Regions from separate parts of the Mus musculus genome. Here regions 1 and 2 are each linked to region 3. A link is a loop called in an ENCODE intact Hi-C map of the cell type or tissue named here. Cell type or tissue: left cerebral cortex. All regions are shown on one strand. Each heading gives the region's core, and the rest is flanking DNA. Links, peaks and the distances in the headings are about the cores only. Region 1 has its middle 26 kb from the start of Otos. Region 2 has its middle 15 kb from the start of Otos. Region 3 holds the start of Gm29483 (predicted gene 29483).

What was found. A loop is a pair of places that touch in the nucleus more often than their neighbours do. Peaks named below come from ENCODE experiments on the same cell type or tissue, not always from the same donor. Only the 100,000 strongest peaks of a DNase experiment are listed, where the experiment ranks them.
Region 1: a loop joins it to region 3, with 4 times the contacts of the local background. A loop is called at or near these places in 2 of 42 quality-filtered maps.
Region 2: it touches region 3 in a loop (2.1-fold over the local background); 2 of 42 quality-filtered maps call a loop at or near these places.

Annotation. Positions count from the first base shown.
Region 1 is chr1:92,669,879-92,680,518 of GRCm38, reverse strand. No RefSeq gene overlaps it. Among named protein-coding and RNA genes, the nearest start is that of Otos, 26 kb to the right of the region's middle. In left cerebral cortex, for the core only: no CTCF peak of the experiment used is centred there; a DNase peak (open chromatin) is centred at 4,371.
Region 2 is chr1:92,658,264-92,668,903 of GRCm38, reverse strand. No RefSeq gene overlaps it. Among named protein-coding and RNA genes, the nearest start is that of Otos, 15 kb to the right of the region's middle. In left cerebral cortex, for the core only: no CTCF peak of the experiment used is centred there; no DNase peak of the experiment used is centred there.
Region 3 is chr1:92,721,367-92,732,006 of GRCm38, reverse strand. Gm29483 (predicted gene 29483) reads left to right here and starts at 1,264. Exons shown (of 4, transcript NR_166120.1): 1 at 1,264-1,380; 2 at 5,949-6,142. In left cerebral cortex, for the core only: a CTCF peak has its summit at 4,873 (motif pointing right); DNase peaks (open chromatin) are centred at 3,844, 4,496 and 5,465; H3K27ac peaks cover 1,244 bases.

The DNA of each region.
Region 1 (10,640 bases), core at 3,300-5,799, 51 kb after region 3:
GGAGTGAGATTTTTGGATCCCAGTTGAGCAATCCTAGATTGGGGTTCTCTGCCTTCCCTAAATATCAGACTCTAGACTGTGGACCCCACAGGCTCACCTAGACTTACTCATGGGCTGTAGTCTGGAATTCTCTGATGTAGAAGCTGCACAGTAACATCTGTCCCCTACCTATTCCCCAGGCAAGCCCCTGACTCCCAGCTGGTAATATACGGGACTACTCAGGTCTGCAGGCAGAGGAACAGGAGCCGCCTCGTTAGGCAGGGTGGATGGCTATGTACTGTGGCATATGTTTAGAGGACAGAAGGGAAAGTCTTTGAAGAAGGACACGGGGCCTTTCTGCTCTATGTGGCCAAGCTCTGTGCCATCAGCTATGTGGGGTCCAGTGTAGGCAGGACCAGAAAGGCAAGGGCATCTTCGCTCATATGGTACCAGACCCACAATGTCCATCTGAGTGTCACAGTGACTGGGGGATCACAGATCAACCCCTTCTTCTTCTGGGCTTAGAAGGGGTAGGATCCCTAAGTTTGAAGCCTAGCAGGCCTCCAGTGGCTTTAGGGATGTGTAGGTATCAGCTGCCTGTCCAGGTAAAGTGGTAAAAGGAAATTGGATGCACTGGCATCCAATGGGTACTCTTTGGCAATGATGCCTTTGAAGATGGCACAGAGACCAATGGACTGACTTCAGAATGAGAGGAGAGAACCTCCCTATCCCCTCACGTGATGCCCTCAATGGCAGTGACTCCGGAGAGTGTAACCCACAGCACTCTGAGGTAGTCTAGGAACTCTCAAAAAGGAAGGCATGGGGGCTGGGATGGAATACAACTGGTACATCCTCATGTGCAGCTTCCTTTGAATGCCCAGACTGTTGAAGCCTGAAATACACAAGGGACAAACACACATGCTTATGTATAAATTATAGATGTAAATTACATCTTGTGTTATGTATCAATTGTTTGTGAATTATACATACATAATTTATACATAAATTATGCACCATATTTATATAAATACATAAAATACTTTATTCATATTTATGTCTCATGTATTTAGATATTAATATACTCCTGCCTTTCAGCTTTCTATTTTCATTTAATAATTGATGCTGAAATTCTTCCCATGTAGGACATAGGGATCTATCTAATTCTCTCCGATGGCTGCTTCCCAGGCCGTTCCGAGGAACGTCTATCACTAATTCATCCACTCCATCCACTTTTGATGTGGGTTTGGTTCACAGACAGCTTTTGACTGGCTCTAAAATGGCTTCAATGGATGCGTGTTTTCTTCCTTTTTACCCTTAAATATATGAATTTCATAGACGTCTTAACTTTGAACCATCCTTGAATTCTCTGGATGAGTAAGGCAGGACTTAGATTTTCAGCATCTCAGTAAATCTCAGATCCTAATACTCTATTTAAGATATGTTCATCACAAGGCTGTGGTTTCCCTTTTCTGTAAGTGCTTGATAGGTTTAAGTAGAAAGTGACCTCAGCTGCAAAAGGAAGTCTGTATCCGAAGAAGGCGTGTGCGTTTAGCCTGTACACAGTGTGTGCAGATGGAGGAACTGAAACTCACACCTACAAGTGCTGACGTTACAGCTACAGTAGGCATGCTATGTTTTACACCTGTGTCATAATGTGATTGATAATTTATAGACAAATCAATAGATATCCATATACAGGGCCTAAGAAAAATGTTGAGACCGCATGGATTCAGCACACAAGCCCATGTTTGTAAATATTTCCTTGATGTGTAAATGATATACTTTTGTACATGGTATATATATATATATATATATATATATATATAGTCATTAGTTTTAAAGTGTTCATATGCTGAATTCCCAAATTGCTCTTAAATCTACTTACTCTATTAAGGATTGAGAAATGCCTTTTACTTTATTGGAATGTTGTGGGGTTTCTAGGAATACCTTCTAATTGTTTACCTGTTACTCCCAGTGGGCTGGAGAAACTTCAGCAGGTGAGCTTACTGAGAGAAGTGGGAGTTTTCAACTCCAGGGTAAGAGCCTGGAGAATGAGCTTGCTTAGAGAACTGTGTATGGGGTGGGGCACAAGCCCAGAGGCATGGAGCATGGGGGTTTCCAATGGGCTTTCTGTGAGTCAAGATCCACAGATACCACCCCAGAGCCCAGTCAGATGACATACTGAGTCCTGGGAAGCCTAGGGCTCAACCACACTTGCGTTTGCTTTCCCAGTACCAACTCTAAAGGAGAGGAGACATCAGAACTTCACCTCGGTTCCAGAGGCTGCTTAATTATTAAAGACAGTTCCATTATCCATAATCAAATTATTGTGTGCAGTCAGAAGAGGAGATTGTCACATAGAATTGTGGCTTAGATCTCTAAGTGGTACATGGAAGCACATCCCAGAGAGGGGACGAACGACCCAGAGAGAGTAGGGGAGCATCCTCAGAGGGAAGGAGGCTCTGGTCATCCATCTCTTGCAGTCTTTTCTCCAAGAAGAAGCTGGAAGAGCAGAGCAGTACAGAGGATTGGCTGTGCCTGTGTGGATGAGAGGAGCAGAGCAGTGAGGTTGATTAGCTGTGCCTGTGTGGGTGGAGGAGCAGAGCACTGAGGTGGATTAGCTGTGCCTGTGTGGGTGGAGGAGCAGAGCACTGAGGTGGATTAGCTGTGCCTGTGTGGATGAGAGGAGCAGAGCACTGAGGTGGATTAGCTGTGCCTGTGTGGATGAGAGGAGCAGAGCACTGAGGTGGATTAGCTGTGCCTGTGTGGATGAGAGGAGCAGAGCACTGAGGTGGATTAGCTGTGCCTGTGTGGGTGGAGGAGCAGAGCACTGAGGTGGATTAGCTCTGCCTGTGTGGATGAGAGGAGCAGAGCACTGAGGTGGATTAGCTGTGCCTGTGTGGATGAGAGGAGCAGAGCAGTGAGGTTGATTAGCTGTGCCTGTGTGGGTGGAGGAGCAGAGCACTGAGGTGGATTAGCTCTGCCTGTGTGGATGAGAGGAGCAGAGCACTGAGGTGGATTAGCTCTGCCTGTGTGTGTGTGAGGGGCAGGTTTTGACTCCTGACCTCCACTGTCTCCAGCTCTGGAATCCAGAGAACTGAGTTTTTCAAAGTCCTGGGTGGGTGCTCTATTGAGCATGTATCACAGGCTTACCATTGGCAGCCAGTGGCAAACAAGAGAATGGGGTTTTCTCCTGGCACAGGAGAGGTGCCAGGACAGAGGACATGACAGGAGCCATGGGGCTTTCCAGTGGGCAGGCCACAGTGTGGAACACTATCATGTCACAACTCATCCCTGACTTCCATGAAGAACAGGTATACACCTCACTTCCATCTCTGCCCAGGCTCTGTCCTCCTACCTTTTGGGACTTAAGGTCGAGATGGACTCTGTACTGGGGCTCTGAGAGCTGATCCAGGCAGACCAAAGAAATGGGCTGCGGGAGCAGGACAAAGAAGTAGGTTCTGTGGTTAATTAAGATTATGTTGGCTCTGTAGCATGGGATGAGAAAGGTGTCAAACTGGAGGTTTCTGCCTGAGTTATTGCCAATTTTAATTTTTATGTAATTAACAGCTGTGCGCTGTGTAGTTAATAAGATTCCCCGATGAGGTCTCTGCCTGATGCCTCCTCCCCCCGCCCCCAAAACTCCCTTCACTATTTCTGTTTTCCTGTTGGCTCATGAATCCTCTAATATTTCAGTGTGTCATCAGTCAGTAGACCAACAGCTGTCCTTGAGCTCTGCCACTTTACAGAGGTCACATGTGTGAACCCTGGAGAGGGACATTCTGGGTAACACTCTGGGCTTATGCACCTGGGTGTTCCATGTGTCTGTCATCTTGGTTACCAAGGTGCTGGGTGTCCTGTCCCTCCTCTGCAGGATCTCGAGGTTCTCTCTGGGGACTCTCTCCCTGTCCTCTGAGGCTCCCAGCACAAAGTGAGGCTCAGTGAGTGTGCCCAGGGAGGTTCCTCTCAGCTTTGGGGACAGCTGGACACAGCTGTCAGCTAGTCATGGGTCCCTACACATTGTGGCTCTGGGTCTCTGCCCTCTTTATCACACGGGCCTCTCCATAGGGTGTAAGGTGTCATCTGAGGTTTAGAACAAGAGATGACAAACAGAAGAAGCAAGAACAGCCCAAGGGCAATGCTGTCTCCCAGAACCCTATCTGTTAGCGGTCAATTCTGCTGCTTCCTGCTTCAGTGAGAATTAGGACTCTGGGGCCAGCCACATTCAACAGACAGGAAGCAGCTCCACTTGTTGGGCAGTGCCTCAAAGATTATGGAACTCTTTCCAAGCCACCCCCGCAGCTTCTGCTGACCACACTTCCCAGAAGAAGTAGGAGGTGAGAGGACCATTCTCAATTCAATCTGGACTCCGCATCAATCAGTTACTTTTCTCATAGTTATTGACCAAAATACCCAACTAAAGGCCACTTAGAAAGGAAGGAAGCTTCTCCACAGACAACTGAGAGACTCCTCCGCGATCGCCAACCCAGTCACCAATGGAGATGAACCACCACCTATATGAGGAAGCGGCAGCAAAACCACACCAAATGCATGCTGGGAGTGGGAGGCAGCACACTGCTTAGCAAAGCAATGTGAACTAAAGGCGCAGCAATCACATGAGCGTGGTGTACAGGGCCATAGGCAGGCGTGAAAGTAGACAGAGGTGGGGATGACACTTTTTAGGATGAAAGTCCGTTTCTATTTTGGAAAAGTTCCTGTGCTCATGGTGCCCTTGATGGTAAGGGACGGGCCTCCCATCCCTCTGCAAAACTAAAGCTAGGGGGACTTGGGAAGCGGCCGTTAGGATCAAAAGCCACCTGCCCAGACCTGGTTCCAATGGCCTTATTCTTTTGTGTGTGTGCTGGTTGTTGGGGAGGCGTGAGTCTCTCCTGTGGGGAGAGCAGTGCTGGCCAGGGTGGAAGGTCTTGGTGTCTGGAGACAAAGACTTGGGTTGTCAATGAATGTGACCATCTCTGCCCCTACTCAGTAGGGAGCATGGGGCCATGCAAACCCTGCCTGTGTACCTGGGACTAGGCAGGGCTCACATAGCTACCCACAGGGTCCCTGGAAGACTTGATTTACCCAGAATCTCTAGATGCTAAGGAGAGGCTGATCACCATGTGACCGAGTAGGGTCTCCGTGGGACAAAAGCAGGGCAGCCCAGGCAAACAACAGCTCTCCATATAGCTGGCCACTCACTCAAGGTCTGTACCAGCTCCTGTTCAACTGTCCCATGAGGCATCAGACAGCAAAACAGGCAGTGGTGGGGGGATGAGGTCTGCAAGGTAGCCTTAGATCTAAGCCACAGCTGTATTACTAGCTATGCATGCCCCCTTCTTCCAGATAAACTACCCAGAAAACTTTGTAGAGGTATGGGACAAAGGGGATGGCCTGTGACGATGAAGCAGGAGTGGGGTAAGGAGTAAGCATAAAAGTGAGGGTCTCCAGGCTGGAGGGCTAGGATACATGCTGAAGCACCCCTACTCACACCAAGGACACCTATGGACCACGGTTCTCTTGTGGGAGCCTGCACGGTTGGAGATGGAGATCTGTGTAGATTTGAGCTGACTCTTGGGGCCCAGTAAGGGGCTGTCTAAGTCTGTCTGTAAGAGATATGGGGACATGGCATAGGCATAGACATAGGGACCTGACATCACTGCCTAGGTGCCTGAGAGACGCCAGGGTAAAGGGAAAGTATTGGCTCAGAACCCTCAAGACCAAGTTCTCAGACCAAGATCTCAGAACAAAGGAAGTTATTTGCTCCAAAGGGACAGAGAGCAAGGATGAGGGACAAAGATAGGAGATAAGGGAAGATAAGAGGGGGAAGGGAACAAGGGAGAGGGGAGAAAAGGAACCAGGGAGAAGGGGAAGGGATATTTGTCCTGGAGGAAAAAGGATTGCCTCTGGGTAGAGGAGACATGGCAAACAGAAAAATGTCAGTTTATAAAGGTGAAAGAGGAAACTATGTGTTAGGATAAGTGTTTAATTTTGATTGAGCATGTTAATTAGGTGAGCTAAAGAGGGCTTTTGATTGCTGGACGTCAATACTTTGATATGGCAGTTCTTTAGCAAATCATAAAGAATGGTGGGGAAGTACAAAGCTTGCAAGAGCCATGCTCACCATGCTCAAGTTGGCCAGACTCTCTTTGCAGGGTTCATAGAGTTCCCAGTGGACAGTTCAAATTGTGGTACGGCTGTTCTGAGCACCCTTGGTCTCCATACATAGAGGTCAGCTCACCTCCCCCAGTGTGACAATCAAATAATCTGTGCACGGCCAGAAATTGAAAGTCATGTCTTTAACTGAGCACAGCCATCCTGACTGTCATGAAAGTCATTGCTCTCAGAGGCTGGGGATGAGCAGGTGGGTCCCCAGGACTGCCAGGCAATAAGTGAACTGGCGCCTTCAGCAGACATGTTAGTGCCGTGCTGGGAAGACCCTATTCTTCACTTACCCCAACAACATCCAGTCATGGCTGGCTCCTAGTTGTGGTGGATACAGAACAGAAAAAGGCCAGGAGCAGAAAGCAAGCCAGGTCTCAAGAAGCTGAGTGGAGCAAGCAGATGCAGCATCTACCCACCATGTGAGGCTACAAAGAGAGTCATGGCTGGGGCTTGCTTCAGCACTTGGCTTTAGATATGGCAGGCTGGGTTGGCCTGTTTGAAAGCCACAGACAGGCTTCTGTTAACACACTGACTGGCATCCTTGGGACTACCCACTCAGGACTTAAGGGTATAGAGAACATATCCCAGGTCTGTCCTTCCATGGTTTAGAGTCTGTGAGTCTTAAATCCAGGAGGCTAATAGTGCTGCCTCCCCTAGCCTCTGGCCCCAGGCTCCCTTGGCTTTGGCCGAATTGCTCCAGCCTGCCTCTGTCAACACATGGTCTTTTCCCCTCCCTCTCTTATATGGATGCCTGCACTGGAGTCAGGACCTGCTCTAAACCCAAGACAATGTCATCTTGACATCCTCAACTACACTCCATTACTAAGTAAGGTCTTGTTTCCAATCCAGGACTCCATCTGCTCTTAGAGTTTCTGATGTACTTTGCCTTCCCAGCTTCAGAAGACAGCGTCCTGCCAGTAGAGTGGCTAGGCGTGTGTGTGTGTGTGTGTGTATGTGTGTGTGTGTGTGTGTGTATGTGGTGTCACAGCTTGAGAGTAGGGACAGGACACACTCTGCAATCTTGTTCTGTCCAAGCCATTCTTTCCTCCGTCTGAGACATTTACAATACAGAAAACCAGAGTGGAAGTAAGCAGCTTCCAGAATTCACCGAATCCAATAAGACAGCAGAAAGAACTTACTGGAAACCTTGCATCTTCACTATGGCTATCTGAGAGCTCCCAGACCAAGCGCTGAACGCTGATCTCACCCCCAACTCTCACAATCCAATCTTAATTAAATCCACACCACACAGACTTTATGATTTCCCAGCAGAAGGTGTTGAAACACATTCCTTTCCTTATTTTAATCAAATGTCGAAAGTCTTGGTGAATGAGCTGGTAGAGAGAACTTCTGAAGAAGAAGCAGCCACTCCCTGATCCAGGAAAGAGGTGGGGTGCTCGCAAAGACTGACTCCTCCTGTGGCCTACGGGTCCATCACAAGCAAACTGTAAGGAATTTCAAGTCTGGTAAAGCCAAAGGCTATATAGAGAGTGCAGCTCAAAACCCAGAACCAGAAATGCAGGAGATATGTGGGTGTTCTACAGCAGACATGTCCACAGAGAACAGGCAAGTCACAGAGAGATGAGCAGTCCACGGGGAACCTGGGATCTATAGATAGCGTGGTTATTGTTATGCTTAGCCCACAGCCATTTTGCTGCCTGCTGCACACACCTTTGTCCTGTGTACGGCTCTTCTCCCTTTTCCTTTGCCTAATTCTTGCTGGGCCATGAGCTCTTGAAAAGCATTCTATGCTTTCCAAAAAATCCTGGGCTATGACATTGAATGCAGCATCCGGGCAGTGTGGACAGCAGTTTCTACCCCCACAGAAGCTGTGCCTTCCTTCCATTACTCTAAGACCCAGAAGCCAACAGCAGGCTTTGTCCCAGCACTAAGCCACACTCAGCAGAATGGGCTTGTGAGTGAGTGGGAGGGTGCTTCAATGAGTAAGAGTCCTGATTGGGCCACCCAAGGACTCCACCACCCTAAAGACTCTGATGTGGCTGTTACCCAAGTGTTAGCCCATCAACCCCTTGGCTGTAAGCAACCCTGACCACTGCAGCAACTGTTCTTAAGGTCTCAATGTTTCTGCTCAAAGCTTATCAGATTTTCTTAGAAATGGCTATTCTCATTCAAACCAGAAATGTTAAGAGCAGAAGTTCTCAACCTTTAGGTTCCGACCCCTTTGGAAATTAGATGACCCTTTCACAGAGGTCACCGTAGACCATCTGTATACCAGATATTTGCATTACCATTTGCGACAGTAGCAAAGTAACAGTTATGAAGTAGCAATGTAAATAAATTGTATGGCTAGGGGGGCCACCATAACATGAGGAACTGTATTTAAGTGGTCACATCTGGAAACTTGAGAACCACTGGTTTAGAGGTTGATAATCAACCCCAGAGTGACATGAGGTCTTGGTGTGAGTCTTTAAGACCCCATAACTCTTATAGTTTGCAAAGTGAATATCACACAGACACTACTGTGTTCTGCTACCAGTTTGAGAAACAGCTGTGCTCTCTTGAAGCACCTTGGCTGAAGCCGCCCCTGAGTGTCTGTATGATTGAGTCTGAGGAACACCTGTATGGGCAGTGGATCCTGGTGGCGTTCTCTTTTCAAATGAAAGCCTTAGTTTTATACCCTGGAACCTTCCATGGGTAAAATTTTACCCTCTAGATGCCCATCCCATTATCCCAGTAGTATCCCTTTAAGGATGCCAGTCTTCTGACAGCCAATATGTCCACAGCTTGAAGTATGTTCACACCCCTTTTTTAGTTGGGCAATGCATTATTTCCTTCTGCACTTCTTCTGGCTCTTGTTTTTCCACTGTAAACTTGACTAAAACTGACCAGGAATAACCACGTGTTAGCCCAGATGCTCGGCTGTCTTGAAATGTTCTCTGCCAAATTTAACTACTCCATTGTTTTTGGATTCAGCCTCATTCAAATGTTTAATGTGTTGGCAAAATGTAGGCAGATTCTTTGCCACATAAACCACACGTAGCCTCGAACCCAGCTCATGATAGCTGTTCTCACTTAAAGCTTCATGAGAAGACCCTTAATGTCTGCCTTTCTATCAAGATCCTGGCCTTCCAGATTCCTGTCAGAATCACCCAGCAATCTTGGATTACAGCATGGCTTCCCCAACCCACATCTCCAAACTCTCCCACAAACCAGTTCCAAAAGCCCGAGCATCACACCGTGGGGTGAAGTCACAGCAACAGCCTGTCTTGTCTGGAGCCAGTTCTCCATACTGGTTTTTGTCTGATCTCTGTGACAAAATGCCCACTGGGAACAACTTGAGGGAGGGAGGACTGGGGTCCTCATGATCTCAGGAGGTCTCAGTTCAGGGCCCAGCTCTCTGTAAGTAGTGCAGGAAAGGCCTCATGGGGAAATAGTTAAGCTGCTCACAATGAGAACAGAAGCTGGGAATAAAGGAAAAGTGGGGTTCAAAATGTAAAAGTCTGGAGTCCAGAGGAAGATGAGTAAGAGAAGTTTTAGTTGGGTACGAGATTATGCAGCTAATTGGATAAGGGGGCAGGGAACAGGGTTGGTCAGAGAACACAGGTCTACTCTCCGTCCCCACTCCCCTACCCTTGCCGCCTTTAGGAAAATGCACCACACACTGTTTCCATTCATATATCCTTGCTACTAATGTGGATTATGATAGCCAACTGTGAAACAAGTGGGGATGGCTTCTGAGACTTCCATTTACTTCAGGACAGAAACCCCACACCCTCTCCTAGACAAGGAAGTAACCAAGAAGGATTGCTGCTACATCTCAGTGGTGATGATAGGGTTAACTCTCTGCCCTGGTAAAACTACAAGGTGATCAGGTAGCAGTGAGAACAAAGAGAACATAGTCTAATTAGCAGATGTCCAGACACCTGCAAGGCAGGTAGGAGAAACACTGGGTAGGGCTAACAGCTTGCAGACAGTCAGGGTCGGAGATGAGCTGGGGAAGATGGGAGGAGCTTCAACCACTCCTCAGTGTGTGGGCAGAACAAGTACAGCACAGTCATTGCTCTGGTCAGGCCCAGGGGATGTGCAGAGTGCGTGGGCCAGCCACTGTTACTCTATAACTCCCAGACAAAGGAATCTGATGGCTTTTCCTTTCTTGGAAACCTCTCTCAAGCCAGAGTTTCTCTCCCTTTTCCTTAATTTCTCACCTTTCTATAATAATTCTTGCATTAGTTCCTTTTCTATCGCTGTGGGGGGGGGGACACCATGACCAAGGCAACTTTGAGAAGGAAGGGTTTATTTGGGCTTATGGTTCCAAGGGATTAGAGTCCTTTACCACGGGGAAGGAGCATTAAAGGCAACTAGAGCAGCAAGGTGAGAACTCACAGCTTGAATGACAAGCAGGAAGCAGAGAGAGAAGACTGGGAAGGGCACAAGGCTTTACAGCCTCACAGCCCACCTCAAGTGAACTTCTTCTAGTGAGGCCACATCTCTCAGACTTCTCTGAATAGCTCCATCACCTGGGACCTAAATGTTCAAAT
Region 2 (10,640 bases), core at 5,120-7,619, 65 kb after region 3:
TGGAAACTGAGCCCTGAAAATATGGGCCTGTGAGAGACATTTCAGATTTATACCATAACACATGTATTTCCCACTACTTTTGAATAGTCCTGAGGGGGTTGTTGATAAGGCACAGGTTTCTGGATCAGTCTGGGCCAGGGCTATGTGGAAGTTAGATAGGATGGCATCTAGGCTGAAGGGCTCTTCCAAGCCAGGATGCTGGCCAGGACTGTGGTCTCATCTGAAGGTTCGTGGAAGATGATTCAGTTCCAAGCTCACTCCTAGGGTCACTGGCACTGTCTCTTTACAGCAGTAGAAAATTGATGAAGAGAGCCACTGCGGCCCTATGTAAGAAGTCACTCTGTGAGGCTATCATAGGACATGTCTGCTAGGTGGCAGACTAGGACCCCTCTGGTTATTGATCATTGTGAGTATATTTCAGAATATCTCGTTCTGCCAATAAAACGCTCCGTTTGGACACACTCAGTTCACTGAGGCACCCTGCAATATGCTGCAGTAGCTGCTTCGCCACTATTACCAAATGAAACAGATTTTGCTTTGACCTTAACATTTCATGCTTTATCTTTTGAGGGAAGCAAATCATGTCCTATGTGCACTGAGCATTTGAACAGTACAGGGACCGCTGGAACATGTGCTGACATAGCTTTTGCATAGCTCACCCCCCAGTTAACTGCCTCCTTCAAGAGTGGTTAGCTCCTGATATTAGAATTTCCCTGCATGGAGGGGTATAGACATGGTGGACTTAATATCCCACTCTGTCCCACTGATAGTAGCTCCTTTGCTCAAGATGGCCTCCTTGCTATCTTTATTCTTGCATCTCAGAACCTCCTGAGGGCCCTACTTGATGAAGGGCTGTGTGAATGGAGGCTTAGTGGTATTTGAACAAAAAGGTCTCCAGGTTTTTTTCAAGTCTTCATTATCATGAAGCAAAAGGTGTGAAGATTTTCAATTTTCTTTTTAATCAAGATGGCATCCTCTGAGGAATACCTGCCAGGTCATCCTGAAGAACGCTTGACAGTCCCAAGTCCTGGGGAGACTTAATTAATCCTGTGAAAACACAACAGGGATGGCAGCAACAGAGCGTATGCGCAAGGACAGCCGCCCACCCTAGTTTAGTGTTCCTTCAGCAGCACAGCACATGCGCAAGGGTAGCGGTCCACTCTAAGCAACTCTGCGTGGTAATAGGAATGTTTTCGTCTCCAGCTGCCATGAGTCCCATCTGTGGTTTCTGTCCTTCAGACCTTTCCCCCTGATTTGGCCTTTGCTCTCGTTCCCTGCCCCAGTAGACCCCATGACCCTCCATCCCAGAATCTCTCCCTCCCCCTCCCTCCCAGGCCTACTCTCCCCTTCACTGCAACTTCTCTCTCAAGGCTGGAAATTACCTCCCCTAGGGTCACCTCTAAAACCCAGAACACTGTCTAGCATTCTCACGGGGACCAAGACAGAACTCAGACTGAGCATAGACCAGAGTATAGGGGGCGGGGGCATGATTCCAAGAGAGGTGAACGTTTGTGAGTTAAGTGGATCCCAGGTGCTCACTGGCAGGAAGAGCTGTGGTAGTGTATTGGGAAGGATGCCAGGGCAGAGCTGGGCATCAAGCCAGGTGAAGCCAGAACCACCATAGAAGCTGCCGGCATTTGATGGCATCTTCATTCCCACTCGCAGCTTCTTTGGACATCAAACAAGACCTCGTGTGCTACCCAGGAAGATCACAGATCCTTGACAACCAAGAGAGGAAAAGCCATATCTTCCAGCATACATCTAGAGCCTGGTGGTCTGCCCAGCAGGGGCCCAAGCCCTCACCTCTGGGTGACTGAGGTTCCCTCAGCCCCAGCAATATGTAACATAGAGGTCAGCCAAGCCATAGGTCCTCTCCACTGGGGGCTGTCATTCGGTGCTCTGAGAGATGAGACAGGGACAGCTGAAGACAAGGCAGGCCTAGAGTGGTTGCATAATTGCTCCTCAAGCTCTGTACTTGACTGAACAGTGTCAAAGGTCATTCCTGTGTCATCTATGGGACCTGAGAGCGTGACATTATCTGCAAATAGGGTCAGTGCAGATATAATCAGCTGAGAAGATGTCACTGGCCTAGGGTAACCCTTACCTCCTTTTAAGAGGAAGCAAGTCTGTTTACAGATAGACACATATAAGAGTTGGGAGGATGCTGCCTCAAGCTAAGAACACTGAGGATCCCGGAAAAGCCCCAGAATGACCCTTCTCTGGAACCCTGTGACAGCTTGTTCCAGACTCCCGGCTTCCAGGACCATGAAATAATAAATCTGGGTTGTTTCAAGCCAACTCTCTGATAAGTTGTAGCAACCCTAAAAACAAACACAAATGTCTGGGTTGCAACCACCAGCATAGCGAACAGGAGTTAGGTCTGAGGTGCATTGTGAGCCCAGGGGCTTCCTGAGGGGCACGCTAGGAGGATCCAGCCAGGTGGAAGGTGGCATGAAGTGTGGACACAGAGAAATCAAGGCAGCAAACTGGACAACCCCCAAAAAGTAAAGATGTAAAGACACATGGGAAGAATGAGGAAAGAGGAATCAGGGGTGTGGGGTGTTTATGTCTTAGTCATCTACAGCTGTATAATAATGACCTTCAACTTGGGATCATAAAACAACACACTATACTCCCAGCACAGCTCAGTGTGGTACCACTCAGGCTCAGTCAGTCTAGAATCCAGGCACTGCCTAAAGCTGGAGCCAACACAAGGCTCCATGGGGGACGGTTCACTTTTAAGCTCATTCAAAAGGCGATCCTTGCTGGCCACTGGATAGGCCATTGGTTCCTTTACACATGCATCTTTATATAGGGTGATTCACTCGTAGCCACTAGAGAGTGGTTCAGAGGAGGGGAGGGTCAGCAGGTGAACAGGCGGGCCAGTGAGAGAGAGAAGAAGCAAGGAAGAGAGAGGCAGAGAGGCTAAGATACCCCCAGGAGTAAGTCAGCTTTCCCAGGTGGATTATACAAGTACATAGAATACCACAGGTACGGTCAGAGGCAGGCTCTGGGGGAGAAGACCCACCCTGGGACCCTTCCAAGAACAAGGGACATTTCTTATACAGAAGTTTCTTATATGGAAAGGGGAGAAACGAGGACACGCACAGAGTGGGGGAAAAACAATCAATGCAGATCTGTCTGCAATCTTACAGTTCCAGTCAATATTTTATGGATCCTGTTTTGTGCGGTTCCCACTGGTGCAAACAACTCTCCATAAATCTCTGTCCGGGCTTCCCGCAAGACGGTCAGCATTTCCAACCTCAGGCTTAGCAGGGACAGGTCACAACCCCTCAGGTCTGTTGTAGGCACTGTCCACAAGAGCAGAGGACTGTACTTTCAAGGTGACAAGATCACCTGCTTTGGGACACTAGAAAGGGGCTCCCTTCCATCTTGCAGGGCTCCTCTGGAGCTGCAGGTGGCACTACAGAAGGTCAGGCAGACGCTGTACCCTTTCCAGTGTGAACCCCTTTCCAAAGGGGCTTCGTTGTATATGAGCTTTCCTTTCCACAGTCCTTGTGTTTCCTGTGTGCTCTTATGAGCATTGGCACACACCCAATCTTCCCCTGTGTACATGAACCTCATCACCCCACACCTAGGTCCCCCACTCTGTGTTCTGGAGCTCGTTAAAACAGCATGAAGACCACATGGGAAACAGTTTTGGAAAGAGCCTGACTCAATCTGAACCCTGAATAAACCTTGGCCACACAGCCTTAGAAGATAGGATGTAGCAGTATTTCCCAGTCACGCAGAGCCATGGGTGAGTGCCTCAAGATGTTCACTGCTCTGTTATTTATGATGCTGGTGGAGGTAAAAACACCTGTGAGCATTTCAAAAATTGTCCTCCCCCCCCATAATGAAAACAGTCAAAAGGGCAAAATAGACTTAAATGCCACTCTCAGAAAACACACCGTCACATGTGTAGATTACTCTGCCCAACCAATATGATAAGTATTCCTTTCAAGTGACCATTTGAACAGAGACAGACCATATGCTGAACCTTAAAGCAAGGCATCAACTTTAAAAGATGTAAGCAATGAGGGCATGCACCCCGACAAAATGGAGTTAAATTTAGACTTCTCAGGAACCTGGAAATATACACGTATTTGGAAATTGAATAGCACTCTTAAATAACCAATCATTTAAAGAAGAAATCAAAAGGGAGATGGAAAGTGGAATGAGGTCTAACCTGTCCACATGTGCCTTTGGGTGGTGGGTGTGCAGGCTCTGCTAAGTAGGGCCTTTCAGCACAGAACACCTGATGCAGGAAGAAAGAGCAATTGCAGGCTGATGGCCCCGTCTCCTACATTAAGTGACCAGAAAAAGATTAAGTGAGCCCAGTGTAAATAGAAAAGGGGGGAAACCAGGATCACACTGGAAATCAATGAGCTTGAAAACAAAAAATAGAGGGAAAAAATCCATAAAGGCAAACACTGGTTCTTAGAGCAGATCAATAAAAGTGATGAATCTCCAGTCAGACGTATCAGGAAAAAAGGGAGAAGACACAAATTATCAATATGAGGAATGGGGAGGTGTCACCATGACAGATTCCACAGATATCCGAGGATAATAAGGGACCACCATGGCCAACTTCATGCTAATGAATCTGACGCCTTATATGACATAGATAAATTCTTTGCAATTACCGAAGTTGCTCAAGGCAAACATGCATTTGAGTGACCGCTCGTTCATTAAATGGATTGAACTTATAGCAAAAAGCTTTTTTTTTTTTTTAAACAATAAGACTCAAGTCCAATAGCTACACTGAGGAACTCAGCCAAATGTGCAGAAAAAATATAATATTTTTCTACATAACTTTTCCAGATGACCAAAGGGGAGGAGACAGCTCCCAGCTCACCCTGTGAAGGCAACATCACCCCAATCCCAAAGCCGAGGTTGCACTAAGGAAACCACCCACTTCTGTCTCTCCTGCACATGGCTGCCAAAACCATGAGCCAAATTTTTAGCAAATTGGACCAAATCCTATGTAAAAATAACTCATGATGACCTAATATGGTTTGTCACACTATTGTAGGTTAGTATAACATTTGAAAATTTAACTGCAAAAGAAAATGAACAAATCATATGTTTATATCAACAAATGTTAATAATATATTTAGTAAAACCCAGTTTTCATGATCAATAAAAATTCTGAGGAAGCTAGTAAGACTCAACCTTATTGGGGAATTTATTTAAAAGAAACTCCAGTTTCCATTAGGCTTCATGGTTGAGAACCAAATGTTTCCTCCCTAAGATCAGCAGAAAAGAAGGGTGCCTGTCTTTCTGTCCAGCAGCACACTGGTGACACTAGCCAGTGCAATAGGTCAAGAAAAGAAAACTAATTTCATTATCTAGACAGGCAGGGCAGTGAGACCACAAAAGAGTAAGTAGAACAAATAGTGAAGTCTAACAAAGTTGTGGGCTGGAAGACCACGCTATTAAGATGGACACTGTCTGCTTCCTTTGCAAGTGTGCACTCGAACATGGCCTGGCCTAGTCTGTGCTGTGTTGCCTTTCCCTGAAGTAGCTACATACACAGTTACCTGAGTCGCCTTTGACCTCTTAAAGCTGTAGGGAGAAGGGAGCACTTTTACCACTTCTTTGGACAGCTCCCACCTATCTCTAGCTACAGCCTCAGTCTGTGCTCAGGGTGGCGCTCCAGTGATGTCACTCCAGCTCCAATGGTGTCGCCCCAGTGTCTGAACTGAAAGCATAGTTCTAGAGTGCCACTGTATGCAGCTATGATGCAGAGGGCCAGTCGTGCTTCCTGCCATAGTGCAGGATCCAGAAGCACAGCTCTTCTTCCCACACACTCATCGTCTCCTGAGGATAACAGATCAGAAGTAGGGCAGGAGATATGGAAAGGGTGGATCTATCATCTTCTTAGATGCTACTGATCTTTTTTTTTAAAGTAGAAAATGTTAATAAATCAGAGAGTAACTATGACTTAGCTTCAAACTCCAAGCATTAGTAAGAAACAAATAAACAAAATTAAGCAAAACACTTTCCACACTCAGGTTAAAAATCTATTCCCTGCTTCTTTCTAGGGGTGATGGGTAATGAACCCAGGGCCTCACACACAGTAGCTAGTTCTCTCTCTCTCTCTCTCTCTCTCTCTCTCTCTCTCTCTCTCTCTCTCTCTCTCTCTCTCTCTCTCTGTGTGTGTGTGTGTGTGTGTGTGTGTGTGAGAGAGAGAGAGAGAGAGAGAGAGATTGAGAGAGAGAGTGCACATGACTGTAGGTGCCCATTAAGTTCAGAGGCTTCAGAGTCCCTGGATCTAGCATTACAGATCACTGTGTACTACCTGATGTGAGTGCTGGGAACTGAACTCAAATCCTCTGTAAGAGCAGTATGTGGTCTTAAACTGTTGAGCCATCTCTCCAGCCACTCTTTCCCTAAGTTTTTTTTTTTTTTAAACTCCCAGGGAATGCCCAAATCAGATCTTAAATATTTTTCACATTTATTTTGTGTGAAATTTCACATTTATTTTGAGCATCTGCATATATATAAATTCCTTGAGGCTCTTGTAGAGGTCAGAGAGCAACTGGCAGGAGTCGGTTCTCTTCTTGTACCATGTGGGTCCCTGTAATTAAACTCAGGTCATCAGCCTTGGTGGCAAGCACCTATACCCCCTGAGCCATCTCATAGACCCCAGATAGACTCTTAAAGCACTGTTTAAAGCTACAAATATAGGGACAGGAGTTCATTTACATAAAATAAATTATACATGCACAGAAGAATATCTTGGCAAGGTTCATGTGGTTTTCCAGACAAGGATGGGGTTGAAGAGGACTTCCATTTTTTTTATTACATACTCCCATAAAGTTTGAATGTCTCAAATGAAGCATTTGTTACATTTACAGTCACCGAGTAATCAATTTTTTCCCCTCTAAAGAGAAAAAAATCTCCAGTTGTTAAATGAAGTAAGGAAGAAAGTGTAATTATTCTTGACCTTCCAAACACCCCAAGGAAGCAACCATATGAATAAGATGAGAAACAGAAGACTAGGGACTGGAGAAATGGCTCACTGGTTAAGAACACTAGTTGTTCTTCTAGAGGACCCAGGTTTGATTCCAAGCACCTACATGGTGGTTTATAATTTTTTGTATCTCGAGTTCCAGACCATTCAATGTCCTCTTCTGGTCACTGTGGGTACCAGAGATGCACATGGTGCAAAGATGCAGGCAAAACAGCCATACACATAATGTTTTTAAGTAGAAGATACCTTGTATATCAAGAATCTTCATCAGTCTCAGAATGTTTGAAATGCACATATTAAAACCCTCACCTTGGTATATCTAACTTGCCCTTGGTAACCATGGTCACATGGTTCCAGTCAGGAGTAACAAATATATACATGGTAGAGACGAGCTTAGGATAGAGGGAAGCCCAACCTCGTCCATGGGAGCCCAGGAGGGAAATGTGGATTGCAGTGGCAAAGAAGAATGTCCTTCTGCCCTGCCTGTTGATGGAAGCTCTTCTTGTTGGGGAGGCTAACCCAGGAAGCAGTGAGTGACAGGTAGCAGAGAGTGCTGTGTGAGACTCTGGGAAGTTTGTCAGCCAGGGCATATCCATCAAAGGTGTGTGACCTTGGAAGCCTCTTGGGCCAGCAGCTGATCACTGTCCCAGAGGGTCAGGATCTGGCTGCTGGGTCTGATGGCTCATGTCCCCGAGCTTTGCAGAACTCAGAGAAGTCATATGAAGCCATGGGCCCTGCCTCACCTAATTACTCTCAAAATCCCAATCAGGACAATGGTAGCAGGAAACCCGCACTAGCATAAACGGAGCCTGGGGGAGGTAGAACTGCCTTCAGGACATGCTATAAACAAAAGAGGATGTGAAGTTACTGGCCAAAAATACCTTTGTCACCTATCTACATAGTAATGTATCAAACAAACAAACAAATCCACATGTTCTGGTGCCTGTAATATTAGCATGTGGGAGGCTGAGGCAGGATAATCAGGAGTTCAAAGCCTGCCTGGGGTACTTAGTGACAGTATGTTCGAAAATCCAAAGGCTGGAGTATAAGTCTTATGCAAGGTCCTGGGTTCACACAAACAGTCCTGTTTGAATCTATGAGCACCTCCCACTACTTCTAAAAGGAAATTTAAATTCTTCAATCTGGGGCTGGAGAGATGGCTCAGCGGTTAAAAGCACTGACTGCTCTTCCGAAGGTCCTGAGTTCAAATTCCAGCAACCACATGGTGGCTCACAACCATCTGTAATGAGATCTGACGCCCTCTTCTGATGCATCTGAAGAAAGCTACAGTGTACCTACATATAATAATAAATAAATAAATCTTTTAAAAAAATTCTTCAGTCTGCTACCATACCCAATCCTTTAGCACCTTGAATATTCCTCCCCACTGTGTGTGGTAGAAGCCTCAGATTGCTTCTAGGAGCTTGTACAAGGTTCAGTGCAGCACAGGGGATAAGATGTCACCCCGATTGTGTGATATGTAAGGCTCAGGTCTCTACCCACTGGAGCCAGAGACCTACTTGCTGGCTGTAAAGTCCACAGCCACAGGGCAATCTTGTCACCAACCTACACAGCTTTATGGATTCAGAGATTGCTCCCTCTTAGTGATTTGACCTGGGCCCCCGTGAGCATGGGACCCAGAAGCCTGTGTGACCCCGGTGCAAGACAGGGCTATCCAGAAATAACTGTTAGCTAAATGAGAACAGACCACTGCTTCATACAAGATCTGGTTGACAGCATAATTTGCTTCCTGCGATTTAAATAAAGCAGGATGGGATTTAACATAGCTGGATTTGGTGGCCAGATTCAGGGGTGCACCAGCCAAGCCCAGGCCAGCCACCCAAATAAAGTTTGATCCCTATTGAGTCTTTAATCTTGAATCCAAACTGAGTTAATGAAAATGTGTTAACCACAGATACACTTTTTAAAACTATATAATTAACTTAGTTATATAAACAACTGCTTCCTTGGCTCTCAAAATCAAATTCTCAGCTGACTCAATACTGTTGACATAATAAAATGCTGAAATGCATCTCAACTTCATAAACAGTCTTGAAATCACATTCTAACCACGTTCCACTTACGACTGAAGAAAATCAGACATTTGGCGTTTTTGGAAAATCTCTATAATCCCCCTGCAGTTCAGCTCAGAGCAGAAGGAAGATACATGACCCTGGTAACACACTCACCCCAGAGACTGTCCTTCAAGCCGTTTTTCCTGAGGTTGTGTGGGCAGAGTAGCCCCGTTAAGAACTTAGACACAGGCTTGGGGGAAGCTTGGCTCTCTTCCTGTCCAAGGGCTTCAATGGGAGAGACGACTCAGTTGAATTCTGGCTCCTTATCTGGCCATCACATCCAAGTTCCGCTTTCCTAGACCTCAGAGACACTGTGGAACTTATCACCCAACTGACTAATACATGTTTGAAAGTGAAGAACGGGTCTTAGTAACCAGGCTGGCCTACAGCCTGCAGCTCTGCCCATGGAGGACAGAGGTATACACACCTTCCATAGGCCAATAGAGAGATCCATATTGCTGGAGTCTCTGCTTCATTCCCATGTCCCTGCTACAACTGTGTTAGGAGCAGCCCTGCATAGGGACTGATCTCACTAGTGGGGCAGAGGTAGGATTGAGTGTATTGAGCATGGGTGCTCCCTCTATTGAGTGTATTGAGCATGGGTGCTCCCTCTTCCAGGTCCCCAGCACCTCCTGCATCCCAGTCCCCCACCGTGGAACATAGAACATAGCAGCCAAGGGCTGGAAGCTGGCTCCTCTCTGGAAGAGATAGGGCCCTCCCTGTTCCCAGGCCTTTATGTCTCATGGGGTGAAGAAATGCAGAGAGAGGCTAGAAATAGCCTTTGGACCCATGAATAGCTGTGCCTTCCTTCTATTCTGATTAAGTTCTTATCCCCAGGCCCAGGAGATGGGAACTCTGCAGGGTAATTAGGTTGTGAGGAGGAGCTTCGGGGATGGCATTAGGCCCTTACACAGTTGACTCCAAACCTCTGCCTTGTCCCTCCCACCACATGAGAAAGTGATGAGGACTTGGTCTAGGGTCAGCAAGGAGGCTCTGACTGTGAACCAGGAAGCCAGTCCTTCCTTTTTCTGGGTCTTGTACTTGCTGGATCCGGCACTATGAGAAATGAATTTCTACTATTTTTACCCATTTTTTTTTCTATTTTTGTGACTTACCCTGAACTAAGACCCTAGGAGGTGGGTGAGAGGAAGAGTGACTTTGCAATCCCAAGAGACTCTGCTGTGTGCTTGTGGGCCTTTTTTTTTTGTACTTCTGTGCCTCTTAAATGGTCTCCTGTGATGCCAGAACCCAGATAGAGCCCTAATTTTTCTTGTGCCCTATTGCCTCATATTGGTTGATGTCTGGAAGGTGCTCACTTACTGTTTACCAAGTCCCAGGGCTCCATGTGCTTCACCACAACCATACTGGCCCCGCAGAATAGTGTCATGCTTAGTAGGTCAGGCTCCAAGAGGTGCGGTAAGACAACCAAGGTTGGACCACCTGTGGTTGGTTCATCGCATCAAGCATAGCTTCTGTGACACCCCCACTGTGCCAGAGACCCTGGGTCCCATGCCCACCTGAGATCTTATAGCCTGAGCTATACCTATGAACTCATCCTGGAAGCTACCTAAGGGTGGACCAGGCCT
Region 3 (10,640 bases), core at 3,656-6,155:
TGGGATTCTTGGATTCCATGACTGGTTGGTTCCTAAAAAGAAAATAAGGTCTGGTCAGCTGGCTCAGGATCTGCAGGCTGGAACTTGTATCTTGACTCAAGACTAGATTCTTAATGGTTCCTCTGCTTCCGAGGCCCACCCAAACCCAGGGACCTGTCAATCAGTAAGAGTGTAGGTCACAGTCTGCTCAGGTAGGTTTATAGCTTGCCCCTGGCCATGGTTAGGGCAGTCCAAGAAGGTTCTGGGTACACCAGTGAGCAGAATGTCCCTTGGGAGGTGACAAATGCTTGGTGAAGAGACAGAGCGAGGTGCTGTGATAACTCCAGGGCTGTCTGGGAGCTCGGGGTTGTTTGAGGTGCTAGAATGTCACATGGGGTGGGGGAGGGAGACTGGCACAGCCTGAGGGCATGTCTTCCCTTTGACTTGGCGTCCCCAAGCAGCAGATGCCGACTGTTCCAAGATTCTGGCTCTTGGCTTGCTTGGAGATGCCAGCTATGCTTGAAACCTGGGAGAGACAAGCCTGGCCCTCGGAGGGGTGGTGAGCAGCAAGATTTTCCTCAGCTTCCCAGATGACCCCAAAGTTTCACCAGGGCTGAGTAGCACTGTCCGAATCACTGAGCCAGTGGGGTGCTCAAGGCCCAGGGTGATAGGCTAGCTGGGGATCAGATGGCCCACTGAACGCTCTGGTGGAACAGAAATGCTCTCCTGCTCTGTGCACCCCCAGGTCAATCTTCAAAGGCCTTGGTTGATCTAGGAAGGCCCATCTGAACCAACATGTCATGTCACTGTTCCCTGTAGCAGAGTGTCCCAGGACATTGGTATCCTGTATGTAGGCAACATGTACCTGTGTGAGCACTGGCTATTCAAAGACACCTTGATGTCCTTGTCTCAGACTTACTGGACTAGTCTTCCCACCAGACTGGTTCACAAGACAAAATAAGATCTTTCTATCCATTGTTCAAATTTCTCTAGCTTTGAGCATGTCTCAAAGCTCAAGGGGCACGGACCTCCACATCTGTTCAAGGACACCTAGCCAGAATGTACCCCATTGTGAACCTAAAGAACTTTTGCTTGGATTAGAACTTCCCTTCCAACGGCATGCCATGGCAGGTTTTCCGTCCCTGTACTGCAGCCAAGCCCAAATCATATTTCATTGGTTTTCAATAATGGTATTGTCAACTTGCCAATACACTCCCGTAATTGGGCCAGCAGGAAGCCTGCAGAGGAGGCTCCTCTGCGCTTGCCTGGAGGCACAGGGGATCTGTGAGAGGCAGGGCTGCATCCAAGCATGCTGCAGGTTCCATCCATCCGATAACACAAGGGGCAGTGACTGTACAAGCTGGGAGCCGCTCACTTCAATGTGATGGACACAGACACAGGGTAGGTCTTTGCTGCTGCTGTTGCTGGCATTTCTTGTGTTCAGTAGCTTAAGTCAAGCTATTTCCTTCCCCCTTCTGCCAGGAAACTGGCACTGACCGTAGCTCCAGATTCTCAGCTTGTGTCCCTCTGCTGAGCTTGCTGCCTGCACACTTTGACTATGTTAATCTAGGCCAGAGACAAATGCTAGTTACAAGGAAAACCACGGTGCTGATGGTTTTCCAAATTCAAAAGTGAGAATTTAAGTCTTTCCCTAGTTTTAGTGCAAAGCTTTTGCTCTCAAGTTCAGTGCTACTCGGCTGAGTGTCTCAAATACAGAGGGGACACACTGGATGCATCCAGGTATTGTGACTGCCATGGGAGGAAAAGTTCCAGGTGTCCTGCTTCCAGGCAGGGTACTGTTGGCTTCTTCTGAAACTTGGCTTGAAACCTGTGAGCCATCACTCTCGCCACATCTCAGTTTCCCCATGAGGCCAGGCATGACCCTCTTCCTCAGCCATCTCTCTGATCACTACTGGTAGACTTTGATAATATCAGGTGTATGGTGGTCCTTCTACCTGAGGCTAATCCACAGACTTACCTGTTCCTAGCTGTCTAGCATGGAAGGGCCCTATAACTTCTTCATTTCTTTGTATTCTGGGATGCAATATACACTTGACAGCTAGAGGCCAAGCCTTTAGGCAACTTCACTAAGGCCAGCATTTCAGATCTCCAAGGTGTCCTGCAGCAAGTTATTAGGCCAACCTGAAGCAACCAATTCATTTATAAAATTCAGGTGCCAGTCATATCACCCTTGAAGAGGTCCTGCCCAGGAAGCTGAGCCCTCACATCTGTGACAGGTGAAATGTACTTCATTCTGCACCCAGTTTTTGAAGGACTCAGTCAGACTTGTGTTCATACCAGGCTGTAATCAAGCCACATCTGTAAAGCAGTGGTTTGTTTTCAAGCTGTGACTTGAGTGGAGAATCCCCATCTGAAAGCACTGGACTCAATTTCAAGTGCAAACACAAAGGATGACTTTGCATCATGGGACACACTTGAAAACACCATCTCTCCTGAACTAGCCACGAGGCAAATACTGATAACTTATCTCCAAAGTAGAAAGGATGCCACCTAGAAATCTGTTAATTACATTGAAGTAAATTGGGACTATGGGAACACAGACATAGTAGAATCAAATCAGGAGGACCAAGCCTGAGAAATACTGAACTCACCAGTCTGAGGAGAGGGTGTGACCTTACCCAGACATCAAAAAGGAGAAGAAAGAGTAAGTACCTTGTGAGGCTGCCAGCCCCGCAACATGGCCCTTCCATCTGGCCACGTGGAGTGACAGTCGAGGAAACAACAGACAGGACTCATGGCTGCTGCAGAGCTTCAGCTCAGCTCTGTTGTTGACATGGCTTGCTAAAGTTGCTATGGGTCTGTCTGTCTATGCATTCATCTGTTTGTCCATCTTGACCTCCCATCCCTTCATTTACCTATTTGTTTGTTGGAGACAGCCCCGTGCTTTGCCTCTGTGCTTCCTTTTAAAATTTGAATGAGGGATTCTTTGGTTTGGAGGCCTAGGTGGTGTGGGGCTGAGGTTAGCTGTCTACTCTGAAACGCCTGACCTGGCTCTGTGGGATTAAGCAGGATTGGCTCAGAGATGGAGGCTGTGGGTATGTCTGCTGCAGGGATCAGGGTCCTGCCAGGCTACTGCTCAGGTGGAAAGATGAACAGATGTTGGGTTATATCCAGATGTGTTGTGCGCACGCAATGGTATATCAGGGCACTTCAAAGTGTTTCAGGCACAAGTTGTGCATGAGGCATAGCTAGGGAAAGTCCAGGCCCTTTGAGCTTCTTCAGGGTCACCAAGTCCCAATGCCTGGCTGTCCTATGGAGTCGTAGTCACCGTGACTACTCAAGGACATGTCCTCCATCCCCGGGATCATCCAGCAGCTCTAGCCCACGCCAACATCATAGTTCCTGAGGTTTTCCTGTTATGTTATTATCTCTGTGATCTGCATGAGGCCTAGGTTTGACTGCGGGTAACAGAGCAATGAGCATTGAGTTGTATAAGGAAGAGTATGCCTATCTCCTGACTAGGAGATAGGACAAAAGTATTAAGTATTTTTAATATATATTATTTAAGATCTAATTTGTTATGATGTGTAAGAATATGTAAATACACACATGCACATAAGACAGACACTAATGGATTGAGGCTGCCGTTCCCAGGAACCCCTCACTTAGCTGTGGCTGAAGGGTCTCAGCCCTGCTGTCTTATTGCTGTGTCCATCAGACACTTTTTTTGTCACTACGATAAAATACTTGAAACAATATCAGGAAGAAAGATGTGATTTGGCTCCTGGTTTCATTCAATCAGGGTGGAGCATCCACCTCACAGCAGAAGGGAGTAGGGAGGAGGTATAACCTTCAAAAGTCTGCCTTCTGTCTCCTACTTCCTCTAGCCAAGCCCCACCTCCTACATTCTCTGCCACCTCTTCAGTTAGTGCTACCAGCTGGGGACCAAACATTCAACACACGAGCCTGTGGGAGACATTTCATATTCAAACTATAGCATCCTGCCTCTGGCTTCGAAGGTCGTGAGCATCTCTGAAGGTAGAATGCACTTAATTATCTCAGTGAGTCTCTCAGGTCTCTCTTAAAAATTCTAACAGTCCTAATTTTCTTCTAAGACTCAAAGCAAAATTTAGCAGTGGACTCTTATAGAAGCCAAAACACAGTATATAACCCCCAGATTGAATAAACATTCCCATTCCAAAAACAGGGGTGAACTGGGGCACACAAAACAGGGACGTAACAATGTAGGACTGAAACCCAGAAGGACAAACAGAATCCTGTAGATCCGGGTCTGGGCTGTACCCTGTCATGTGAGCTCCCAATGACTGAGTTACCTCACCCCTAGGACCCTGTTAGTTGCAGCCAATATGAACTCTCTCTTTGGCTGGATCTGCCTTGCCTTCAGCCTTCCTTGACGTTCTACATTCCTTGCATCTCGAGAGCCCCCTTCGGGTCTCTATTGAGTCTTTAGGCTGCGCACATCATTGTCTCTGGGAATGTTGCAGACTCTGTGACAGATTGTTCGGCTTCTCTGGCTTTCTTTTGAAGTCTGAATGGCGTCTGAGTGCCCAGATGGCTGAAGGCAGGGAAATATTTTTCTAGGTAGCCCTGTGTGAGCAGGTGCCCTGAGCTGTCTTCCCAAAGTCTTTCCAATAGGCTAAAACCTTTCTCTACCCTTGAACATGAGGTGAATGGAGTCTATCCAATCCCTGAGATGCTCGGGACATTTTTCCCATTGTCCTAATGCAGAAGTACTTGGCTTATTTTAAGGTACAAATCTCTTTCACAGCATTATCTTCCTTGACCTCAATTTTAAATATGCTCCCTTTTTGGCCAAACATGGATGGTTTTCAAATATTTTTGTTCTTTTAAATTTTTATTTGATTTTTTAAAATTATGTGTGTGCACACGTGCACATGCATGATATGGGTACCTGCTCTCACTCTTAGAGGCCAGTAGAGGGCTTGGCGTCCCCCCGCCCCCCCCCCCGGAACTTATGAGTGGTAGGTGAGCCGCTTGCCATGGGTGCTGGAGACCACACTCAGGTCCTCTGGAAGAGCAACACACACTCTTAAGCACTCAGGCACTGCTCCAGCATCTCTTCTTGTTCTCCTTTTTCTCAGTTCTTACTATTACACTGACTAAAAGCAGCCACCAATGCCCACATGTGGTAGCTCAGGCCTGCAATCCCAGACCTCTTAGAGGCTGAGGAAGGAGGTCTTCCAGGAGTTCAAGGCCAGCCCAGACGACACAGCAAAGTCCAGTCTCAAGCCTTCTATAGTAAAAACCTGTACTACAGCCAGCTGTCTCTCCGCACATGGACAAGATGGAAACATGTTCCCTTCTAGATAGAATGCGCACACCGTAGTCCCTGTTCCCACCTGAGACCCGAGCACAGCCTTCACTGTGCACACTCCCCTTGGCATTCTGGTCTTTGGAGCTAAGCAGAGTCACCCACAGGCAATGCCACAACACTCTAAGCGTCCTCCAGCCTGCTTCTCCAAATGTTTCCACATTCCTCCCACCAGCCAGTTCCAAAGGCTTAAGAACCACATGGTCAGGTTTAGTCACAGGAACAAACCACTTCTCTGGCACAAAGTTTCTTCATCGCTGTGGAAAATATCTGAGAGAAATAAGGGAAGAAAGACCTATTCTCGTTCAGGGTTTCAGAGGGCTCCTCCATCTGTTATGGTGGGTATGGTAAAGGGTGACATCCCAAGGGATGGTGGCCAGGATGATGCAAGAATCGAGGGCCAGGTATTGTCTTCAAAAGCATATGTCAGTGTACTAGACTTGCACACTCCTCTGGCTTGGCTCTACCTTGTAAAGTTTCCAGCACCTTCTAAAACAATGCTACCAGTCGGGACCAAGAATTCAATGCATAAACCTGCAGGATACATTTCATATGCAAACATTCCACCATTTATTCTATTTCATCTAGAAGTGACATTTACCCTCCTTCTCATCATGTGGTTGCCACACCTCCAGGCATCACCTCTGCTTTCCAGGAAGGAAGAAGAAAGATGAAGAGCAAGAGGAGTGAGCCATCCCCTGTTGCAAGAAAAAGAAAAGCCTTGGTGTTGGTGCTAGAAGCCTCCAGCACCCTGGGAGCCTCCTGGAGCAGAAGCTCTCTGCTCGCCACATTGCAGCTGCAGGGACTTGTGCAGTAAGGACCCCAAACTTGTAGGTGGGAGAATTAGAGGTAAGTGTGAGGGGGCAGTGGGCTCACGGGCTGCTTTGAGCTCTCCAAGGGTGAGCTACAGCTATCTGAGAGACATTTAGATGCTCTCCCATTCCCGGGGCACGATGGCTCATTTGGAGTATAATCACCATCATTCTGTTTATTAAGACATGACTATTGAATGTCTGATTGGCACAGAAGTTTGATTTGTGGTTTTGTCTTTATAAAGGAATGTGCTTTTGCTTTTTTGTTTGTTTTGTTTTGTTTTTGTGATCTGTCTGGCTACTAACGCTGCAAGGTATATATATATGATGGGGCAGTAAACTGGATCATGCCTTGTTGAGGAGTGCTTATGGAGGTGCTGAAAAAGAACAATCTTTAAAAAAGATTATCACAGACTTGGGACTGTCACACACAGACTCTGGTGTGAGTGATGGACACAGGGGCTCTGTCACACATAGACCCTGTCACATATAGACTCTGGTGTGAGGAATGGACATGGGACTGTCAGACTCTGGTGTGAGGGATGGACACACAGCACTGTCACAGACAGACTCTGGTGTGAGGGATGGACACAGGGCTCTGTCACAGACAGACTCTGGTATGAGGGATGGACACAGGGCTCTGTCACACAGACCCTGTCACACATAAACCCTGGTGTGAGTCACTGGGGAGTCTTGGGCTATGCACACTTCCCTCCTCAGGAGTCTGGGTTTCCACTCAGTTGTCCCCAGCATATGGCCTGTCAGGCAGGGTCATTGTAAGAGAGCCTATTAAAGCTGGCTAGCCTTCCTCCTCTATATCCCTTCTGTGGTCACTTCTGATTCCCACCCAAGGCCAGCCATCAGGCCCTGCACACAGCAATAGCATGTGACCCTTGAGAGGCACTGCACAAAATGATTGCTATGATCTTGTTCATGGTGTGGAGTCACCAGAGCTGGGAGGCCTGCCTCGTCTGTCATTGGGATTCTGGGGTGCAGAGAATTGCAATGGGGTCAGGCTGCACCAGAGTCTGTCATGGCACTGTATCTACCAGGAATGCTCTATCACAAGTCAAAAACAGTTCCCTCCTCCTGATGACGGGACTTCCTGACCCTCTGGTCTCATGGCTGGAGAAACCTGAAGTGACAATGTGTTAAGAGATTCTCCAAAGTCCATTGGCCCCAGAATCCAGGAAGGAGCCATCATAACACTGTGTGGAGAGGGAAGTGTGCCCAACTAATGAGCTTCAGGGTCAGTTCACAAAAGGATAGAGGGAGGTATTTCTAAAATGAAATTCTTCCCAAAGAATTGAAGGAAGGAAAGACAGGAGAGAGTCATGGGGAAAGAGACCATTGCTAAGGATCATGGGCAGAAGAGAGAGGTGCCCCAATCGAGACCCAAGGAGACAGCAAGCAGTGGGCCAGCAAAGGGAGCCACTGGCCACGGCTCCAATCACCAAGCTGGCAATGGCTCTGTTCACAGTTCAAAGCTGGAGTTTATCAACCAGGCACTCAGGTTGGCAAAACCTGGGCAGTGAATGAGATAAGGGACTGCTGACACTCTAGTTCTCATTCAGAATGCCAAGTGCAAGGTCACAACTGGGCAGCTACCCAGACTCTGCATGAGACACAAAGTCCTCTGTCCATGCTTACAGTGTCTGTGTGACAGTCCCGAGCTCACTCCTCACATTATTGTCTGTGTATGATAGAGTCTCATGTCTATCCCTCACAGAGTCTGTGTATGACAAAGCCCCATGCCCTTCCCTTACATGGTGTGTATTGTGTGGTGTGTGTATGTGTGTGTGTGTGTGTGTGTGTGTGTGTGTGTGTGGTGAGAGAGAGAGAGAGAGGGAGGGAGAGAGAGAGAGAGAGAGAGAGAGAGAGAGAGAGAGAGAACTTCATGTCCATGCCTCACACAAGGGTTTGTATATCATAAAGGCCCACAATCTTTTTAAGAATAGATTATTCTCTGTACATACCTTGGAAATAACCAACAGATCTCTAATTGGACTTATAATCCAGTCAACAAGAGGGAAGTCATGCCTGTACTGGAAACCTGACTACTCAATACTAGTGAAGTCACAGTTATTGGAGAAGAATCTACACATACTACTTCAATAAACCAGCATAGTCCCAACAACAATCTATAAACACTTCTTATAACCACAGATAAGTGTAGTCCTCAACGCTCATCAAAGAAACTTCTCTTTGCAAGAGACAGAGAACCAGTACAGAAAACTACAACCAATCAAAATGTAGAGTTGTGGAGCCCAGTACTGATGGATACATCTACAAAACACTACCATACCTAAGGCTCAGGGCCCATTATGGCAGAGGGAGTGGGAAGACTAAGATTTCTATGGGATTGTGTCTCCTAAGATTGTAAGATTGCTGTGGGGTTGTGACTCCTAAGGATGTCAAAGCTAGATTCATCAGTGTGACTGCAGAAACGTGAGCTGAATGATGGCGATACCAATGGACATGCCAAAATGGACAAGGAAAGCCCAGGGGGCCTCAACCCTACACAAAAGACTACAGGCAACCAAGGAAAGCTGGGAGTGGAGAGGGGGTCCTACCCAGGGAAGAGCACACTAATGGCTGTCCAGAGCCAAGTGGTCAGCCCTGAAAACATGCATACAGGTAACACATATGATCTGAACAGGTAATACTTAGAAACATATGTATATACATATATGTATACAATAAGAACTAATAAAATAAGAGGCCCTGAATTTGAAGGAGAGCCGAGAGGAATATATGGGAAGGTGTGGAAGTGGGGGCGGAGGAAGAATGTTGTAATTACATTATAATCTCAAATTTTAAAAGTTAAAATCTTGTTTATTTTCAAACTCCCACTTCTGTGTTTGCTAGGCCCCGGCATAGTCTCACAAGAGACAGCTACATCTGGGTCCTTTCGATAAAATCTTGCTAGTGTATGCAATGGTGTCAGCGTTTGGATGCTGGTTATGGGGTGGATCCCTGGATATGGAAGTCTCTACATGGACCATCCTTTCATCTCAGCTCCAAACTTTGTCTCTGTAACTCCTTCCAAGGGTGTTTTGTTCCCACTTCTAAGGAGGGGCATAGTGTCCACACTTCAGTCTTCATTTTTCTTGAGTTTCATGTGTTTAGGAAATTGTATCTTATATCTTGGGTATCCTAGGTTTTGGGCTAATATCCACTTATCAGTGAGTACATATTGTATGAGTTCCTTTGTGAATGTGTTACCTCACTCAGGATGATGCCCTCCAGGTCCATCCATTTGGCCAGGAATTTCATAAATTCATTCTTTTTAATAGCTGAGTAGTACTCCATTGTGTAGATGTACCACATTTTCTGTATCCATTCCTCTGTTGAGGGGCATCTCCCTGCGCTAGCTAGTTTCATTTCTGCGTGACACAATCTACAGTAAACTGAGAGAAGAGACCCTCAGTTGAAAGAATACCTCCATAAAACCAGGTCACGGGGCATTTTCTTTCTTAATCAGCGGTGATGTAGATGCACCTAGCCCATTCATTGTGAGTGGTGTTAATCCTGGGCAGGCGGTCCCAGGTTCTATGAGAAAGCAGGTTAAGCAAGCCACGGGGCGCAAGGCAGGGAGCAGCACTCCTCAGTGGTCTCTGCATCAGCTCCTGCCTCCAGGTTCCTGCTGTATTTGAGTACATGTCTTAGCTGCTGGACTGTAATTCGGGATACATAAGCCAAATAAACCCTTCCCATCCCAAGTTGCTTTTGGTCATGGTGTTTCATTACAGTAATAATAACCCTAGCTAAGAGAGTCCCCCTCAGCACTCCTTAGAAAGTCATAGATTAGTTTTTGGTTCCAGCAACTTGAGGAAATAAAAATAATGGCATCAGATAAATGGTCTCACGACTGGCATCAGCTTCATTCTCTGATGATGAGCTTTGAATATACAAAACCAGTAGTAGGGGTTAGGGCATCAGTACGCAGCCTAACACAGATGGGAAGGAAGGAGGTTAGTGCTGAGGGGCATTGGGTTCACACCACAGCAACACCCACACAGAAGGGTAGGGCAGTTCACTCCAGGGATGTCGGAGGAGGGTAGCTCAAACTGGAAGGGAGTGTAAGAATATGGGAGCTGCAGGGTTGCAGCTTGGATCAGTTTATTTTTCATGAAGTTACAATACACCTCTGATCTTTCCGGACCGAATGATTCTTCTCCTACAGATGTACAGAGGGAAAAGAAAGCAAGTATGCAGAAAAAGATGCGGACAAATGCTTAGAATAGCTTTGAGGATAAAAACTTCAGAGCCAGAAAGCAGCTCCCATACCCTTGAAGTGGGGACTGGACAAATAAACAGGTGGTCTCTTCACACGACGGAACACTGTGCAATCCTGAGAAGGAGCTTGCAGCACCATGAGAAACACCCAAGGCGTGGGGGCAAGTGACAGAAGCCAGGCGCAAACAACTCTGTCCAGAGAGTCGATTTTTAACACGGTGCAAAAAGAGGCAAAGTCAATGGGCAGTGATGGGCACTGGAAGAGTGTGTGAGTCAGGACCAGGGAAGCAAGTGAT